Linked DNA regions of Homo sapiens: all the other regions are linked to region 4. A link is a contact called in ENCODE Hi-C or POLR2A ChIA-PET data. All regions are on one chromosome and are shown on one strand. Each heading gives the region's core, a stretch centred on a gene start or an enhancer-like site at or near the end of the contact. The rest is flanking DNA. Distances are from core to core; before and after follow the strand shown.

Region 1 (2,700 bases), core at 201-2,700, 1.2 Mb before region 4:
CAATTCTCCTGCCTCAGCCTCCTGAGTAGCTGGGATTACAGGCGCCCGCCACCACGCCCGGCTAATTTTTTGTATTTTTAGTAGAGTTGGGGGTTTCGCCATGTTGGCCAGGCTGGTCTGGAACTCCTAGCCTCAAGTGATCCACCCGCCTCAACCTCCCAATGTGCTGGGATTTCAGGCGTGAGCCACTGCACCCGGCCTGACTACTCTTTCCCTGGCAATTGCTGCGTCACCAAGCCCCAACCCACCCTGCTGAGTTTTCCTTCCAAGACTCCCCTCCCATCCAGCCGGCTTGAACCGGCCTCCAGTCACGTTGTTTGTTCAGCTAGAATTTTTCTCTGCCTTCTCTTCAAGGCCGCTCAAGCTTCATGAAGCGGTTCTTTATTCTGACTATGCCCACTTCTCTCATTTCCCTCATCACCCGGCCCCGCTCCACATACTGCATTTATCTATAAACTCCTGAGAGCCAGGAGTTTAGCCTGAAATCCTAGCTTCCTGGTTAAGAGCTGAAATGCCTTCGCACGGCGTGCAATGGGTGAACCCCACCGCCTGCTTTCTAACGGGTCCAAGCCGCGGGCAGGGGCCTGTGTTACGGAGCCGCATGACACACCAGGCCTACTGCTGGACCCCAACAAGCCTAGCCTCTGTGAATCCAGCTGTCCTCACAAACTGTCTCTTCGGGACACAAGCCCATCAGAGGCTTCCGTTTTCCTTTCATAAGATCTCATAACCGTCAGCTGATACCTGGGACAGGCACAGCACACATAGGTCATTCTAGAAATATTGGTGGTCTGAACAAACTCTAAGCTGGAGAGGACATGAGAATGATAGATCCGATTCCTTCTCTCAACAGAAGAAATCAAGGCACAGAGAAGGGAAGAGACTCGCCCTAGGTCCCACAGCAAGCAGCAGTACTGGAGCCAACACGGAGGCCCCCCGGTTTCACGGTCAGGGCTCGCTACGCTACACCCTGAACGCAGACCCAGGGCAGCGGCCTCGGCCGCCTGAGGCCACTGCCGAAGACTTCGCCGCCAGTCGTAACATCACGTTACTTCTGTCCCTCGCCTCACAGACTCCTTCGCTCTTTCCACTACAGCGAGAGGACTTCTCCAGGGCCGCATCACCCTGCGGAGGGAGGAAGACACGGTCTCTCACGAAAGGGTCTCCAGACAGTTCCGCTGCTCCGGGAGCAGCCCCCGGCCCCGCCCCCGCGTGCGCCTGGCCCCACCCCCAAGCGCTCCATGACCAGCCTCCACGTGCATCCGCCCCAGACAGGCCAGGCCTGGGAGGAGCCGAAGCCCCACTCCCCGCCTTCTTCATGAGATCGTCCCTATTGACGTCGACAGACAGAAGCCGCGTCCAGTGAGAAGGAAAGAACGGCCGCTATAGCCCTATCGGCTGCTACAACACCAAAACGCATCCACCTAACTGGCTGACGCTACACCTTGGTCTTTCCGGGTCCTTGCACGCTTCGCTCCAACTCCTGCAGAGCTGAGCCGGAGGGGAATCCGGAAGGGACACGCTGAACAGGTAAGACTGTGCTGCCTGGGGTGCCTACTGGCATCGATTCGAGGGCTGCCGCGCTCCCGCTGCAGAGCTCGGGGTGGGAGACAGGCGCGGCGAGGAAGGCCAGGGAAAGGGGCGGGGAGGGGCGGGGAGGAGTGAGCACGTGGAACGCCGGCGCCACCGGGCCTAGGTGGCAGCTGGGCCGGCGCGCTCCGCCCGTTCTGGGGCGCGTGGGGCCCTCCGGCCGGATCAGTGCTGCAACCGTAAACACGCAGGGAGGGCACCCCGAGTGTCGCCGCTGAGGGCGTTTCTCTAAGCGCTTCTCTGAGACCTGCTGCTGAAGGCCCCACCCGACACCTGGCGGGGGCTGGGCTGCGGGCCTTGGGGCGGTGTCCCCTGTGAATGTTCAGGTCAGCATAACAGGTTAGGTGTGGTTGAAGCTTACGAAGTGGCCGGCTCTGTGCTGCCGGCTTCACAGGCGCTAACATTTGCCAGCGCTATGATGTCCTTGTCAGACGCAGAAAGGGGTGCAGTTTGGTTGTCCGTCGGGGTAGCGCACAACTAGCAAGTGATGGGGCCTGGGTTTGGCCCTCGCCTCCACTCTGAGTTGTGAGTTAGCGAGAAAGCCACGCCTCGTGGGCTCCCCGGGGGCTTCAGAAACCATGACGCCTTTCACCATGGTGTTCTACAGGCATTGTCTTGTGACTCCAGCAGCGCAGCCAGAAGCAAAGAAAACTGAGGGGACGGCTTCCTAGAGGAAACAATTCCAAAGTCCCAAACTCTGATTTTAAATAACGATGGAAATTAGAGTCGCGGTGGTGTTCTTTTTTTTTTTTTTTTTTTTTTTTTTTTGAGGCGGAGTCTCGCTGTCGCCCAGGCTGGAGTGCAGTGGCACGATCTCGACTCACTGCAGCCTCCGCCCCCGGGGTTCACGCCATTCTCCTGCCTCAGCTTCCCGCGTAGCTGGGGCTACAGGCGACCACCACCTCGCCCGGCTAATTTTTTGTATTTTTAGTAGAGACGGGGTTTCACCGTGTTAGCCAGGATGGTCTCGATCTCCTGACCTCGTGATCCGCCCGCCTCGGCCTCCCAAAGTGCTGGGATTACAGGCGTGAGCCACCGCGCCCGGCCTGAGGTGGTGTTCTGTGGGTAACCAGGCCTGGGGGTCCTACCAACAGAGGTGGAATCCCTGTT
Region 2 (2,700 bases), core at 109-2,608, 1.9 Mb after region 4:
CATTGGAGCCTATATTTCATCTGTCTTGGATTTTTGGCAATGAGTGTTTCTTCAGATTAAAATCTAACAAAGTATTCTCACTGAGAAGCAAGTTAACAAAGGATCTTAGAGATAATCTCTAAAGTAATTACAAGGGAGGAAACTGATAGCGGAAAGGGCTCTGCTCTGACTACACAGGTAGTTTTCAGGAGAGCTAAGATGAGAACACAGCTCTTCTGATATCCAGGCCAGTGCTCTTGCTGTCACAGGCATGCTAACACACAGTCCTATCCAGTAACATGTGTGACTGAACTGAGTGATTTACTGGATATTTAAGAAATGCTTGCAATGAGGTTTCAGGGGTGCTACTCCCACTTCCGAATCCTTGCTTTTAACCTGTGTCCATCCAGGCCTTCCCCTCAACATAATACTGGAATGTTGTTTGCTTTCAGGGCTATCAGCCCATCTCCTATGGATCTCAGCCAACCAGTGTCAGGGACCTGGCCAGTGATATTGACTTGGAGATCTCATATGAAGAGTCAACAAAGACGCAACTTAAATGCCCCATTAGGCTGGGAATTTGTGGTACATCTCCCTCTGCCAGCCTAGGAGAATGGCTGGCACCCAGTAGTATGTGCTGGAGATAAATACTCCAGTAATGTCTGGTGTCAGAAGGGCATTTGGCTCTGCTGCTTGGCACTTAGGTGATTTTCCTCAAGCCCCTTCTTTGTACCTCAGTGTGCTTTATTGTTGTGTTAGAGATACTACTGCTACTCACTTTGCGGGATTATTGGGATTTAATGAGATATTGAATATTTGTACTTTTGAAAGTTATTACTACTCAGCTATTTGATGTGTTGATTCAGCCTCTCTGTAAACTTCTTGAAGGCAGAGATTATGTATATTGCAGTTTCCATAATTCATGGTAAACCATTTATTACACCTGATTCCCTGTTTTCTCATCTGTCAAATGGAAACAATACCACTTATCTTGCTTCCCACACAAGGTTGTTAATGCCCCTCACGTTAAGCCAATAACTGTGACGGCCTTCTGTACCTTGCAAAGAGCTGTACAAGTGGGAGGCATCAGTATAGCAGTAGTAGTGCTTTGCACTTAATATATTGATATATTTAAACAGAGCTACAAATACAGACAGTTCCTAACGACCAAATTATTTTACCGTCTCGCAGGAGCAGCGTTGGCGAGTTTTAATAACCGGAGGTTGCTTCCAGATGTCAAGCAAGGCAGATTTAAGAAAGATTCGGTAGTTTGGAGGATGGCACACAGAATCCAGGAACCATGCTGCGTACCCTTTAAAAATTGGGGTGGAGGGGCGGGGCTGTTAGCAGGGACGCGTCTGGGCCAGTCGGTTTCCAGGAAGTGACGTCAGGCGGCCGCGGAGATGGAGGATTTGCTCGACTTGGACGAGGAGCTTCGCTACAGCTTGGCTACCTCCGTGAGGACCAATTCGGGGGCCTTGGGGGCCAGGATTTGGCGGGTGGGGAGGAGCGACCCCGCCGGCCCCGACTTCTCTGAGGCGACTCAGGGCGGCAGGCCTCGCGCCGCGCCGGGTGAGGCCCAGAAGGAGGCAGCCTCACCGCCCCGCCCCCAGGCCACTGTGGGCTCCGCCGCTGCTGGCCTGGGGTTTGCTTTCTTTAAAATCCTCAGAAAGTAGAAAACACCCTGTCCCCGCCGGCGTCTAGGACCGTGGGAAATTTCCGAGCCTTTCTCCGTTTTCTAGAGCCCCGAGTGCGAACTTCCCCAGAACAGATCGATCACAGGGTGATAGGGGAGCCCCGGCCGGGGTCGCACTCGCTCCCATCCTAGAGTTTTTCCTTTGGGACACCTCGTCGCAGAAGTTCCTGCAAAAGCCGCACTGTTTTATGCATGGAAGGGAGGCAGGCAGGGACGGCCTTTCTTCCCGGTAATCCCCGTGGGGAGGTGGGAGTTAACCTCAGTTACCTCAGTAGTTAAGGAAACCAAGACCGATTTGTAACGTGAGGGAGTGATTAGGTGCTCAGGCACTGAGGCCAGATGGAGCATAGAGCTGTTGCCTGGGTTCAAAAAAAAAAAAAAAACCTAAAAAACGATTTAACCTTTCCGAGCCTTGGTTTCCTTATGCCTAGAATGGAGGTGTTACAGTGAAAAGGAAATGCAACAATACATGGGAAGCGTGTAACTCAGTGCTTGGCATATGTTATCACGGAAGAGGTCAGAAGAGGTTAGCTACTGCTGCCTATGAGGCTGTGGTTTACCCAGCGTTATAGTTAGTAAATAATGGAGCTAGATTCAAGACCCAAGTTCAGTGTCTACCTTCCTCCTTTGTAACCCCCATCAGGCCTTTTTATCTTTAAAACTGGTTAGGATCGCACTTACTAAAAGATTGGGCCCCAGAGCAAGTCTTTAGTGTCTGCTGTGAAATCTCTAAGTGTTTTGAAGGTCACCAGGCCTGCTGATACGTGAATGTTTTTTAGTACCTGGGGATGTGAATGTAGTTATTCATTCATTCAACAAATATTTATTGAGCCCCTACTGTGTATCAGGCAGTGTCCTAGGTGCTGGAGATACAGCAATGAATAAAGCAAAGTTCCTGCCCTCATGTGATTATGTTGTAGTGGGAGAAGATGGGCAATAAATAGACTACATTTAACATACACAAAAATCAGGCAGTAAAGAAGTTTTTCTACCCTATGGATCTATACAGGGTCTTCAAAAAGTTT
Region 3 (2,920 bases), core at 168-2,667, 1.1 Mb before region 4:
CCCTCAAAAAAAAAAAAAAAAAAAAAAATCTCAAAATTGTGGCTAAAGCTCCTCCTCTTGACAACAAACGCCACCTCTAGGCCCAAGGCATTTAAGAGACTTTGCTGCTCTATTTCCCAGACTGGAATTTTCTGTTCATTCAGATATTAAATTCAGAATCTAAATCACTAAGTGAGTAGTCCTTGGAAGGACAGCCCTCTGCACCCCCACATGCATCCCACAATTGGGAGGAGTGGAGAGGCCTTCACAAAGCTAATGAAAATGTAATAATAAACTTTAGATCTATCAAATACCTGGGCCGACCTGGTTAGCCTTGTAACTGGATTGTTTCAACTCTAGCTAGATGTATATTAAAGACTCAAAACTTAGAAACAATAGTAACAATTTCATCTTTAAAAACAATTTTTTTACACTGTAATTCTTCTGTCCCTTCTTTCACTAACTGAAAAAAAAAAAAAAAAGGAGCAACAGGAGACAATTCCTCTACTTTGACCCATGGCAAAGCCAGGCCTGCAGTGAATCAAAACAAATAATTTTTCTCTTTGTCACTTAAAAACTAACTTAAAAATAACTTCAAAATACGAAAAAAGATAACTGGGGCAAGAAAGGGGCTTTTGTCACTTTGACAATTATATTCCTAATTCCCCCTAGCCTTGACCCGCATTCCAAGGCCCCGACAAGGTGTAAAGCCCTGCCTTTCTGATAGTCACTCCTCCCCTACAGTAATCAATCTATCAACCTTATTTTCAGATAAACAAGGAAGGCGAAGGGAGTGACTAGGGGATCTTATTTACTACAATCTAACCTCAGACATGCCCAGCCAGCTCCCAAAACAGAAACAAAAATCAAACTTGTCACAATTGAGAAAAATATAAAATCAACCTTCAAAAGTACACCTCACGCCCGGCCATGTCAACCAAACATTTTGCCCACTCGGGCCCCCACCTCGACACCTCTCCCCAGCCGGGGGTTCCTCACCCTTCCTTCCACCCGGACACCACCGCCACAACCCGAGGGGCAGGAGCGGAGCCTAAGAACAAAGAAGGTCCCCCAAAATCCCCCCCACGCCGGCAAAACCCGGAGCCGAATCCATTGTTTATACCACCCCACCCCCACCCCCGCCGCACCCGCCCCCCCTTCCTCCCGAGGGCAGCCTGAGCCCCAGGACGATCACTCGCCCCGCGCTGGGCCGTGCCCTCCCCGCCCTGCCCTGCCCGCCGCGGCCCGGGGATCCCACCACTGAGAAGCTCGGCCGCAGCAAGGCGGCGTCGGGGGGCCGCAGGGCGCCAGTGGGGGCAGAGGCTATTCCTCAGGACACCGGCAGATCCATCCTCATCTCCATCTCCGCCACCCTCCTCCTTCGTTGCCTCCCGGGCTTCCTCCTCTCCTGTTGTCAGTTGGGATCAGCTGATCGGAGTGAACTTCTCCCAGCTCGGACTAACAGGAAGGCGTGAGCGGTGCAGCCCAGAAAGGGAGGAGCGAGAGAGGGAGGATCCCGGCGCCAGCAAGGGCGTAGTGCGCACTGCCTCCTGGGAGATGTAGCTCCTCGAGGCGCGCTCTCGCCCCTCATCCCGGAAAGGAAGACTCTGAATGACTACAACTCCCAGTACTGAAGAGGCTGCTCTTGCGAGGAGGCGGTGGGGACAGGCTACGGAGGATTTCGGGACTTGGAGTTTTTGCATTGAGTGTGGTGTCCGCAGGTTTCAGCACGTTCTTTTGGGTTGTAACTGGGGAAGGCATGGTGCTACATTAGAGAACTGATGTAATAATGTCTAGTATAAGTGGGAAATGGTGAGTCAATTAATTTGGATTCAAGTAACCTCTTGCACACCATTCCCTCAGAAACGTGTGAGCACAGACAGTCTCCACCTTCCCAATTTCACTTCGCAAAAACTAAGGAAAAGACCAGAAAAAGTGATAAGAGGATATAGGTACTCTTGGGAAGTTTTTGTTGTTTTTCCCCCCTTGGCAAAGGACAAAATTACAACGAATTTAGTTTTAAGATCTCAGTTGGCTTTATTGCGACTCTAGGATCAGGCAACACTTCATTCCAGAAAGTGGAGTGAATGTTCTGATGAGCTGAGCAGGAGAGGTTGGCTTTGTAGACAGAGAAAAGCTTGAGGAAGCAAAAGCAAAGAACAAAGAGCATATTGGTTTCTTTCTTTCTCTTTCTTGTCATTCTTTTCTTTCCTCTTTCTTCTCTTTTTTTCAGTCTTCTCATGGGACCTTGACATATTGGTCACTTCTAAGCTACTTTCCTTGGAAGGTGAGGACAGAGAGACAGAACAATAGAAAAATAACTGATTAGTTGACATCAGTTACTTCAGGCTACTTCTTTTGTGTAAGGATTACAACAGAGGGAGCTTCATTATCATGCAACATTAAAACAAGCCTGTTTGGGAAACTGGCTGTCCTTATCCCTCTTTCCTGATTTCTCTGAAGGTCAGATAACAACTTAGCTTGGGTTTGGTAACAACTTAGTTTGGATTTGGTGAGGTGAAACTTTAGCATGGGTGACTCCATTTTTATTTTAGCCAGGTCTATTGGGGCCTGGTGCAGGAGTTTAGTCCAAAACAAAGGCCTCCTATCATTTTTACTTAACACCCTTCAAGGGTATTCTCCAAGCCAACCATGAATTTTTTTTCCTACCTATTATTTTTCTGATCTTTCCTTCTATAGTTTCAGAACTTCTCAGGCTGGGCGCGGTAGCGCATGCCTGTAATCCCAGCACTTTGGGAGGTCGAGGTGGACGGATCACCTGAGGTCGGGCGTTCGAGACCAGCCTGACCAACATGGAGAAACTCCATCTCTACTAACAGATACAAAATTAGCCGGGCGTGATGATGCATGCCTGTAATCCCAGCTACTCGGTAGGCTGAGGCAGGAGAATTGCTTGAACCTGGGAGGCAGAGGTTGCAGT
Region 4 (2,700 bases), core at 201-2,700:
GGGTGGAAACTTTGTTTTCCTGCTACTAAAAAAAGATACTAGAACAGAACAAGGATCGCAGCAAGAAATATGAGTGAGGCCAGACCATCTGCCAAACCCTTCAAACTCATCCTTTCTACCTTCCCCATTAAATAGCATATTTAAAAATGAATCTTTGCTGACTCTGCCAAGAATCTTAAAACTGCCCAAGTTTCTTTACTAGAACTCACGGAAACCTGGTGAATACTAATATTACCTAAAAGCTCAGCAATATAGAGGAAATTCTCAGACTGGATGTAATGAATAAGAACGGCACTGTTGTTTCTTGCAGACTGTTTCTTGCCTGCGGTAAATCTTGCCACATACTCTAAATCCTTGGTAGGCCATGAACAGGGGAAAGACTATAAACAGAGTTGGAGATTACAGGCCTCAGGCATGCAACTCCTGTAGCTTTACCATTTCTCCTTAGGTTGGCTTCAGAGAGGACTCAATCCCCCAAGTGCAGAGATGAGGGTGTGTAGCACTAGAAGAGCTGATTTTGGGGTGGGAACTTAGACTTCTTGTCTTACCTGGCTCCCACTTTCTATCACCCGTTTTAAAGATGTTTGGTACCTTGAACATACATGGAACATACTGGTAGCTTTAACTGTGTGCCCTTATCTACCCTATCTATGTAGATGTGCCCTATCTATGTAAACTGTAACTTAGCTGAGAAAAAGTTTAACTCAAAGTTTTGGCAAGAAAGGGGACAGCCAGTCCATGGAAAATACAAAGAGCCACACTTAGGGAAAATAGCTTAGCAAATGGCTGCCTTTGGTGAAAATCTAGAGTCCACCTCTAGAAGGAAATTCAAAGTTCATACACTGACCCTCGCCCCTCGCGTCCCCCCTCCCCCTTACCTCAGATCACCACGGATAGTGAAGTAGGGTGGGGGAAGGGAGCAATGGCAAAGTGGACGCTCACGGCAGGGGACAGAGTAACCAAAAAGAGTAGTTTCTGGGGGAGAGAGAGAAGGCTGGTGCAGAGGTAAAAAGGAAAGACGGTGGGCGGATGGAGAGATGAGGGCAAGAGAGTGACAGCAGGGAGCGGGCAGAGCTGGAGAAGGAGAGTGGGCGAGAGCCAGAAAAGAGGAGGCTTAGGAGTAAAAGGGTAGAGGGCCAAGGGTAACAGCCCAGGGTTGGATCCGGGACCAGGGAGGTTATGAAGTGAGGGCTGGGCATGGGACAGGGCCGCACAGGTCGGGTAGGAGGTCTGGCCAAAAAGGGGTTGGGCCAAGAAGGTGGTCCCGCCCGAGGATGGCTCAGGGAGCGGACGGAAAGGATCCAATTCCTAGCTTCATGGTGCCTTGGCACCACCCTCACTCGCCTGCAGGATCCGGGCTCGCACTGCCGCCGCCGCCAATAGCGCCGCCATGGCTCTCGGCCGCCCTAGCTCCGCACCCCGCGCCTCTACTGCCCAGAAGCACTACAGCTGCCAGGCCTCGCCCTCCATCCTGCCAGGCTTCCTCATTGGTGGGGAGGACTATTTTCTCCAGCCAATCACTGGTCCGAACACCTGATTCCTCTCCTCACACCCCCGTCCTGGGGATAAGTGATTGGTTAGGAGCGAAAATGCTCTCGCCCTCTGCCACCTCAGCCAATGACGTAGGCGGAGGTAGAGAAGACGCCCCTGACTTGGACACTCCCTACCGAGCACACGGGGAAGACGCCCCCCTAACCTGGAACTCCGATTGGCCAAGGGCGGAACCGAGGCCCCACCCCCCCACTGAAAAAAGTAAATAAGACCCTTCAAGAATTTTGCAGTCGCTCCACCTCAACATCCGCGTAAGGGGCGTGGCTATACTTAGGGGCGGGGCTAGGCAAAGATTGCCCTATGAGGCGAGGGAATGAGACTGGGCTGCGAGTTGGGGATAGGGTTTCTCTTTGGGGGCGTGGCTTATGGAACCTCGTTTTCCCGCCGACGGTTGGCCACGTCACGTGACATGGGTTGGAAGATGGCGTCTCCCACAGACGGTAAGAGCCGGCTTAGAGATCTTTGCCTGCAGCCTCCTTCTTTGCTCTACTGGGAACATCCACTCTGTCTCTGCCCCTCGAACATACATTTCTTTCTTGGGCTCTTCTCCTTTCCCTTTTATTTTTTTTCTTGAGATCCATCGCCGTCTTCAGCTCACCGGTTCTTCACAGCAGCTCCGGAGGTGCCCAGTTTCCCCGCTCTGTACCAGGCGTGTGGAGGAGGGCACTAGGGAGGGACTCATTCTGGGTAAAAGGACAGGGGGGTCGCCCTGTGCCTTCCTTATCTCTATTTGGGCGAGGCTGAGGGTCGAGGAGGAGATGTTTCTGGAGGACGTGGCTTACTGTAGTTTTTTCCTTGGGGTACCCATTGAAAGGATCAGTTCTCTTCTGATTGAGCGCACGGATGGAATGATTCTCACAAACCCTCGCAGGGCTGCTGGCTGACCTCATCTCGATACTGAACCGCAAGAGAAACATGATCTCTCTCCTGTCTCCTCAGTTTGGGACCATTGCCGTGGCAGCAAGAGAAGCGGGGGACGTTCTCGGCCCCTCGCCCTGAGAGTCGCGAGGAGAATCAGTATTGAGCTTTTAAGTGTCGTCTTGCACAGGTCGCAACCTGTCTTCCATCTGCTTTACGTGTTGTTTCTTAAGGCTGAGTGAATTAACGATTTCTGTTTATATATTGTGTAAAATGCAAGTCATTTCAAGT
Region 5 (2,700 bases), core at 138-2,637, 1.0 Mb before region 4:
CATTTCTTTTCTTTTCTTTTCTTTTTTTTTGAGACAATGTCTCACTTTGTTGCCCAGGCTGGAGTGCAGTGGTGCCATCTCGGCTCACTGCAACCTCCGCCTCCAGGGTTCAAGCGATTCTCCTGCCTCAGCCTCCCGAGTAGCTGGGATTACAGGCGCCTGCCACCACGCCTAGTTTATTTTTGTATTTTCAGTAGAGACGGGGTTTTGCCATGTTGGCCAGGGTGGCCTCGAACTCCTAACCTCAGGTGATCCACCCGCCTCGGCCTCCCAAAGTGCTGGGGTTACAGGCGTGAGCCACCGCGCCCGGCCGGTAATCATTTCTGTCACTCAACAAATATTTATTGAGCGCTTGCTATGTACCAGGACCTGTTCTTGCACAAAACAGGCAATCCATGCATTGCTTACATTCACATTCTAGTGGGGGTAGTGACGGACCATAAAATCAGCAAGAAAAATGTATGTTATGATAGATGGTTATGAGTGCTTTAGAGTAAAATTAAGTAGGGGAGGCAGGCAGGAAGTGTGTAGTATGTTTCAATTTTATATTAGGCTGGTCATGGTTTGTCATCTATTTCACCTGGCTCACAGTTCTTGCAGGACAGGAACAAATCTCACTTCCATTTGCCTTCATACTTCCAGCACTTAACACAGCACCAGGAACTCAGGGAGGCAATAACTTTATACTGAATCCGTTTTATGCCTTCCTAGAGGCAAGCAGTTGAGAAAGGCGTGTAACTAGATATTGCCTATAAGGTCCACAATTGGAATAACGTAATCATTTATGATTAATTTTATTCATTTCCATTAACTTAAGCTAAGTTCTTTTAGCACGTTTAGATTACAGAACGAAAGCTGTGTTAACTAGTATTACAGGACTTTTCACGTTTTTCCAAACATCTTCTAGCCACCTCTTTGGCCCTACAACTACGCATAAGCTTTTGCTTTTCAAAAAACCTCCACAGCCTTTGCCAATTATTTGTTGATCTCGAGTAGTTGTTATAACAGCACTTGGGGTTTAACACTAAGGTTGCAGATCGCGCCCAGTTATCAGTTCCTCGAACCTCAAGGAATCACAAAGCAAGGTTCCACCCCCCGAAAAACTACGAAAAGTGAGAAAGCCTCTAACACTCCTCGCGCCGTGCCCAGCCGGAACCTTGACCTCAAGATGGCGTCCCGTAGTCGTAAGATTCAGTCGGCTCCAATCAAACATGGTGGGTCATAATTTACAGTTCGGGCCTTTCTAGTAACCGCTAGACGCTGCTTCTCTATGGTTATTCGTCTCGGCTTGGTGAGTCAGAGCCAACAGCGGAGACGATCTATATACGTTCTTCTCTATGGTTCCGCGCTCCCCGCCCCCGGCCGCAGTGCACGCCGGGCAAGAGGAAGACCTCCATCAGCTCGCCGCGCAGCGCGGCTGTATTTGCGGCCTGTGCGAGTAGGCGCTTGGGCACTCAGTCTCCCTGGCGAGCGACGGGCAGAAATCTCGAACCAGTGGAGCGCACTCGTAACCTGGATCCCAGAAGGTCGCGAAGGCAGTACCGTTTCCTCAGCGGCGGGTGAGTTTGTGTCTCTGAACGCGTGTGGAAACCGGGAGACCGGGTGCCTCAGCTGGTGGAGGAGGAAAAGCCGGGGTGGCTGCGAAAGCGCCAGGGTGGGGTAGAGGTAAGGGGGAGCGCGGAGGCGGGGGTGGGGGAGGGGTCGGCACGAGGCTTGGTTTCTTCTCTTCTCTAAGGCCTGGAAAAGCTGTGGGCCCAGCCGTAGCTGGTGGAGGCCAGACCTACGGCTTGAGCTTTCCGTCTTGCATTGTCGCCCACTTTCCCTTTCCCTTCCACGTTCCGCCGCGGAGTGAATCGTCTCTGCCCCCCCTGGGCTCCACGTTAGATACAAAACGATCGATCTGCCCCAGGGGAGCCCTTCCCTGAGCCCCCTTACTTACCGGAGCCCCACAGTAGGTTTTCGGGCCTGGGACACTCTCGCCCCAGCCGTTGCCTTGAAGTTAGCCTCTACCCACCCTTTTTAGCGAGGTGCTGGCCACCAACGGATATCTTTCCCTTCCTCTTTGGCCATCTAGAGCCCGCCACCAAGTGAACTGGGCCCCACCCCCTTGGAATTGAGCTAATACCTACCTTTTTAGCAGTCTCCTGGCTTGCTTAAGATAGTCATGAATTTTGCCATCCTGCCTCTTTTGCGCATTGGAGGGTGCAGTAAACTGTATATCGCCATTCATTCTAGGCGATTACTAAGCTCCACATTAAAATGTTACTTTCTCATTTTTCTTTGGTCGTCAATCCTGCTTTTAAATACGGTTTTCCGGAATAGACGTAGGACTATGAAGATTTTTCGGAGGTTATGTAATATGGATTTGTATTGCCATGGAAATGCCATTTTGATACTGGGCAGAGTGGAGCCAAGAGAAGGGAAGAGATTGGACCTCTGTTGCACCCTACTGCTGTATTAGTGTGAAGTACTCTGTGTATTAGGCCGTGGGCAGTAATGTATAAATAATTTTTGTATAGTCTTTGGAGCTTTTAATTTTTTTAAAGGCTATTTCCAAAAACATTCAGAGGACTTGAAAGGGATTAAGTTGGTCATAAGTTACTCATGATTCAAGTGAATCTTATAGTATTCTAATTCATTTAACTTAAAGCCTTGGTTTTTCTTTTTCTTTTTTCTTTTAAGCTTTGGTTTTTGTTCCTC
Region 6 (2,700 bases), core at 174-2,673, 1.6 Mb before region 4:
TCTTGAACTTTCTTTATTCAGAATCATTTGGGGCATTTGATAAAAGTGCAGATTTCCAAACCCACCCACAAAGATTCTGATGCAGTAAGTCCAGGGGGCGAGGGGATACTCAGCAACGTGTCTTTTCCAAGCACACCCAGGTGATTCTTTGCAGGTGGTCTATGGACCATATTTGGAGAAACACTGAGATACAAGGAGGCTATTTTCAGCCCAATAAAAGATAGGATTTGGGTTATAGTGGTACCCCAAAGATGAGATGACATGCCTTAAGAGGCAGCATTCTCATCATTGAAGAAATAAAAGCAGAGACCAATCTCTTATTGTCATGAGGGGATTCACGAAATTGGATGAGTCATTGGACTAGCTGACCCCTAAGCCACCCTCCAATTCTGTGGGTGGATGATCCTCTGTGCTTGCTTCTTCTCCTAGTCCGTGTATGGCGTGACTGAAGAGTCCCAGGCACAGAGCCCGGTGCATGTACTCAGCCAACCAATCAGGAAAACAACAAAAGAGGACATCCGGAAACAGGTGAATGAATTGACAGCTTGCACTCTCAGGAGGAGACGTGGCCAGTTTAAAAACCCTTTCAAATGTTCAACTCTGAAGATTGAGCAAGCTTTGAGTTCCTGGAAACCACAGTGGAACCCAGCTGTGGGTGATTGAACCTTTTAAGTGCTGTGTGTGAACAAGCCACGGAAGCTTGAGAGAAAGAATTCTCTACCCAGTTCCTCCAGCAGTTACTAGAAAAGGGCGTAAATGAGTCATCCCATGCCTTGGGGTAACTGCTGTAATGGGGTTTCCCACAGTCCGCTGTGGGAGCTGGAGGAAGGAGGGGGCTCATGTCACACAGTCCTTATAATTGGAATGCACCAGCTCAGGATGGTCTACTTTATTGCTGTGATTTGAAAGGAAAGTTTAAGAATAAATAAAGCTCTACTCCCAATGCCATTTCAGCATTACTTGGTTGAATGTTATTTTCTTTCATGATGAGCAGCCCAGGTCAACAGACAATGGCTAATTATATTACTTCCTTCTGATATTTACTGGTAACAAAGCAACCTACTGTTTATATTATGCCTTGCTGGTTCCTAGAGGGCAAAACCCAAAGGAGTAAACTTTGAGGTGCTTGCCCTTGACAAGTTTATTATCTGATGGGTAAGAGGTAATGGATATATGAAAAAAAAAAGCTATTTGGCGGGGCTCGGGGCTCGGTGGCCCACACCTGTAATCCCAGCACTTTGTGAGGCTGAGGCAGGTGGATCATCTGAGGTAAGGAGTTTGAGACCAGGCTGACCAATATGATGAAACCCCATCTCTACTAAAAATAGAAAAAAGTTAGCCGGGCTTGGTGGCGTGTGACTATAATCCCAGCTACTCGGGAGGCTGAGACAGCAGAATCACTTGAATCTGAGAGGTGGAGGTTGCAGTGAGCTGAGATCATGCCGCTGCACTCCAGCCTAGGCAACAGAATGAGACTCTGTCTCAAAAAAAAAAAAGAAAAAAAGAAAAAAAAACCACACAGAAAAAAAGCTATTTGATGATTCCAGTCAAGCATGCCAAGGACATGGGTGTGACGTGCCTGTGAAAGGTGGGCAGAGGAGGGGTCACTGGGGATTGTTCAAAACAGGTATTTATGGGGCACATTTCACCTGTCCATGCTGTTGCTAAGCTACGTAGAAAATACATTGCCTTTAAATTTTGGAAAGCAAGACTTAAATCACACCACAGTATAGGAGGAGATGAGACAAAGGCTAAATTGCAGAATATGAATCTTGTATGATAGGGATGTCCAGAGGCACAAGTAATTTGCTGGAGGGCAGAGCTGAGGGAGTTGGAGATGTCTGGCCAGAGGAGGTATTTGGATCTTGGTGGAAATGCAGGATTTGGGTTTGTGGAGCGAGGGGAAAAAAATAATTTTAGTTTGGTCTTAACATCTGTGTTCTCTATTTTCCCAGATAACATTTTTGAACGCACAGATCGACAGACATTGTTTGAAAATGTCCAAAGTGGCTGAAAGGTATGTTTTCCTTTAATAATATTACTACTTTCTTCTAATTTAACAGGGAAGAAATGTTACAGGGTTATGGTTAACGAATGTGTTCAATGCCAAGAGTTAGACTGTAGTTATTCCTTAGACTGGGGTGCAGAAAAACCCACAGGCTCCATGTGAGTATAACTAAGATAACAGACCTCCCTTGAGTGATGTCAAGAAATGTTCCGTTGCTAAGGCTTTACAGGGGGTGGCCACGGGACCTTGTCAATCAAGGAAGAATGTCCTTTAAAGCTACATAATGCACCTTTGCCTTCAGCCTCTGGATTAATTCAAATGGAAATTGCTCCCCTTTCAGCTATAAAATGCCCAGATTCACTTTATAGGGGAAAAGAAATTATGTGTGTCCTTTGAGGTGCTGGCTGCATAGACAGGAGGGGACTGGATCATCGGGAAGTGTTCCGCCTCCACACGCCATCAACCACTGAACTGCATCGAATCAGCTGTAAAGAAAATATTTGGCCCCTCCAGCCTGGCTTCCACAGCGGTGTGTGTGCTTCATTCTGCACCAGTAGCTAGTTCCACTCCGTTAACTCATGGGAGACTCAATTTTATCAACTAAATGGTCTGTTTTTTTAACTCTTCCGTGAAGATGGGAGACCACATGGGGAATCTATATGGAATAAATCTAACCAGGCAGCTCAGTAGTG

What was found. A loop is a pair of places that touch in the nucleus more often than their neighbours do. ChIA-PET counts read pairs that join two places held with the same protein, here RNA polymerase II (POLR2A). Pooled maps may share reads with other maps.
Region 1: a map of CD4-positive, alpha-beta T cell shows a loop between it and region 4 (5-fold over the local background). The contact joins the promoter of DCAF4 here to the promoter of ALDH6A1 in region 4. A Hi-C loop is called at or near these places in 3 of 168 maps with a recorded cell type or tissue (CD4-positive, alpha-beta T cell and naive thymus-derived CD4-positive, alpha-beta T cell), 4 of 37 single-sample maps with no recorded cell type and 9 of 50 pooled maps.
Region 2: a loop to region 4 is called in a map of CD8-positive, alpha-beta T cell, with 6 times the contacts of the local background. The contact joins the promoter of IFT43 here to the promoter of ALDH6A1 in region 4. A Hi-C loop is called at or near these places in 2 of 168 maps with a recorded cell type or tissue (CD8-positive, alpha-beta T cell and naive thymus-derived CD4-positive, alpha-beta T cell) and 11 of 50 pooled maps.
Region 3: a map of naive thymus-derived CD4-positive, alpha-beta T cell shows a loop between it and region 4 (18-fold over the local background). The contact joins the promoter of ZFYVE1 here to the promoter of ALDH6A1 in region 4. A Hi-C loop is called at or near these places in 1 of 168 maps with a recorded cell type or tissue (naive thymus-derived CD4-positive, alpha-beta T cell), 4 of 37 single-sample maps with no recorded cell type and 11 of 50 pooled maps. POLR2A ChIA-PET finds 5 or more read pairs at or near these places in 3 of 52 experiments (B cell, PC-9 and activated CD4-positive, alpha-beta T cell).
Region 5: a map of CD8-positive, alpha-beta T cell shows a loop between it and region 4 (5-fold over the local background). The contact joins the promoter of RBM25 here to the promoter of ALDH6A1 in region 4. A Hi-C loop is called at or near these places in 3 of 168 maps with a recorded cell type or tissue (CD4-positive, alpha-beta T cell, CD8-positive, alpha-beta T cell and naive thymus-derived CD4-positive, alpha-beta T cell), 3 of 37 single-sample maps with no recorded cell type and 16 of 50 pooled maps.
Region 6: a map with no recorded cell type shows a loop between it and region 4 (9-fold over the local background). The contact joins the enhancer-like site here to the promoter of ALDH6A1 in region 4. A Hi-C loop is called at or near these places in 2 of 37 single-sample maps with no recorded cell type and 2 of 50 pooled maps.

What each region holds. Positions count from the first base shown.
Region 1 is chr14:72,925,014-72,927,713 of GRCh38, forward strand. DCAF4 (DDB1 and CUL4 associated factor 4) reads left to right here and starts at 1,451. Exons shown (of 14, transcript NM_015604.4): 1 at 1,451-1,530. RefSeq lists enhancers at 1-429, 830-929, 1,220-1,489, 2,161-2,700 and a silencer at 1,660-1,719.
Region 2 is chr14:75,984,405-75,987,104 of GRCh38, forward strand. IFT43 (intraflagellar transport 43) reads left to right here and starts at 1,359. Exons shown (of 9, transcript NM_001102564.3): 1 at 1,359-1,436. The coding sequence starts at 1,383. RefSeq lists an enhancer at 1,012-1,513 and a silencer at 1,340-1,649.
Region 3 is chr14:73,025,689-73,028,608 of GRCh38, forward strand. It overlaps ZFYVE1 (zinc finger FYVE-type containing 1), which reads right to left and starts at 1,418. Exons shown (of 12, transcript NM_021260.4): 1 at 1,238-1,418. RefSeq lists a silencer at 1,121-1,330 and an enhancer at 1,561-1,760.
Region 4 is chr14:74,083,003-74,085,702 of GRCh38, forward strand. ALDH6A1 (aldehyde dehydrogenase 6 family member A1) reads right to left here and starts at 1,451. Exons shown (of 12, transcript NM_005589.4): 1 at 1,345-1,451. The coding sequence starts at 1,392. It overlaps LIN52 (lin-52 DREAM MuvB core complex component), which reads left to right and starts at 1,954. Exons shown (of 6, transcript NM_001024674.3): 1 at 1,954-1,991. The coding sequence starts at 1,973. RefSeq lists an enhancer at 1,863-2,042.
Region 5 is chr14:73,057,147-73,059,846 of GRCh38, forward strand. RBM25 (RNA binding motif protein 25) reads left to right here and starts at 1,388. Exons shown (of 19, transcript NM_021239.3): 1 at 1,388-1,559. It overlaps RBM25-AS1 (RBM25 antisense RNA 1), which reads right to left and starts at 2,307. Exons shown (of 2, transcript NR_184256.1): 1 at 2,130-2,307; 2 at 1-1,611. RefSeq lists enhancers at 665-1,629, 701-1,900, 953-1,492.
Region 6 is chr14:72,476,313-72,479,012 of GRCh38, forward strand. RGS6 (regulator of G protein signaling 6) reads left to right here. Exons shown (of 18, transcript NM_001204424.2): 11 at 430-528; 12 at 1,956-2,017. Among named protein-coding and RNA genes, the nearest start is that of MIR7843, 39 kb to the right of the region's middle. RefSeq lists an enhancer at 486-695. Within about 2 kb of position 1,424, at least 2 of the 41 ENCODE cell types and tissues checked have a DNase peak (open chromatin) inside an H3K27ac peak, as active enhancers do.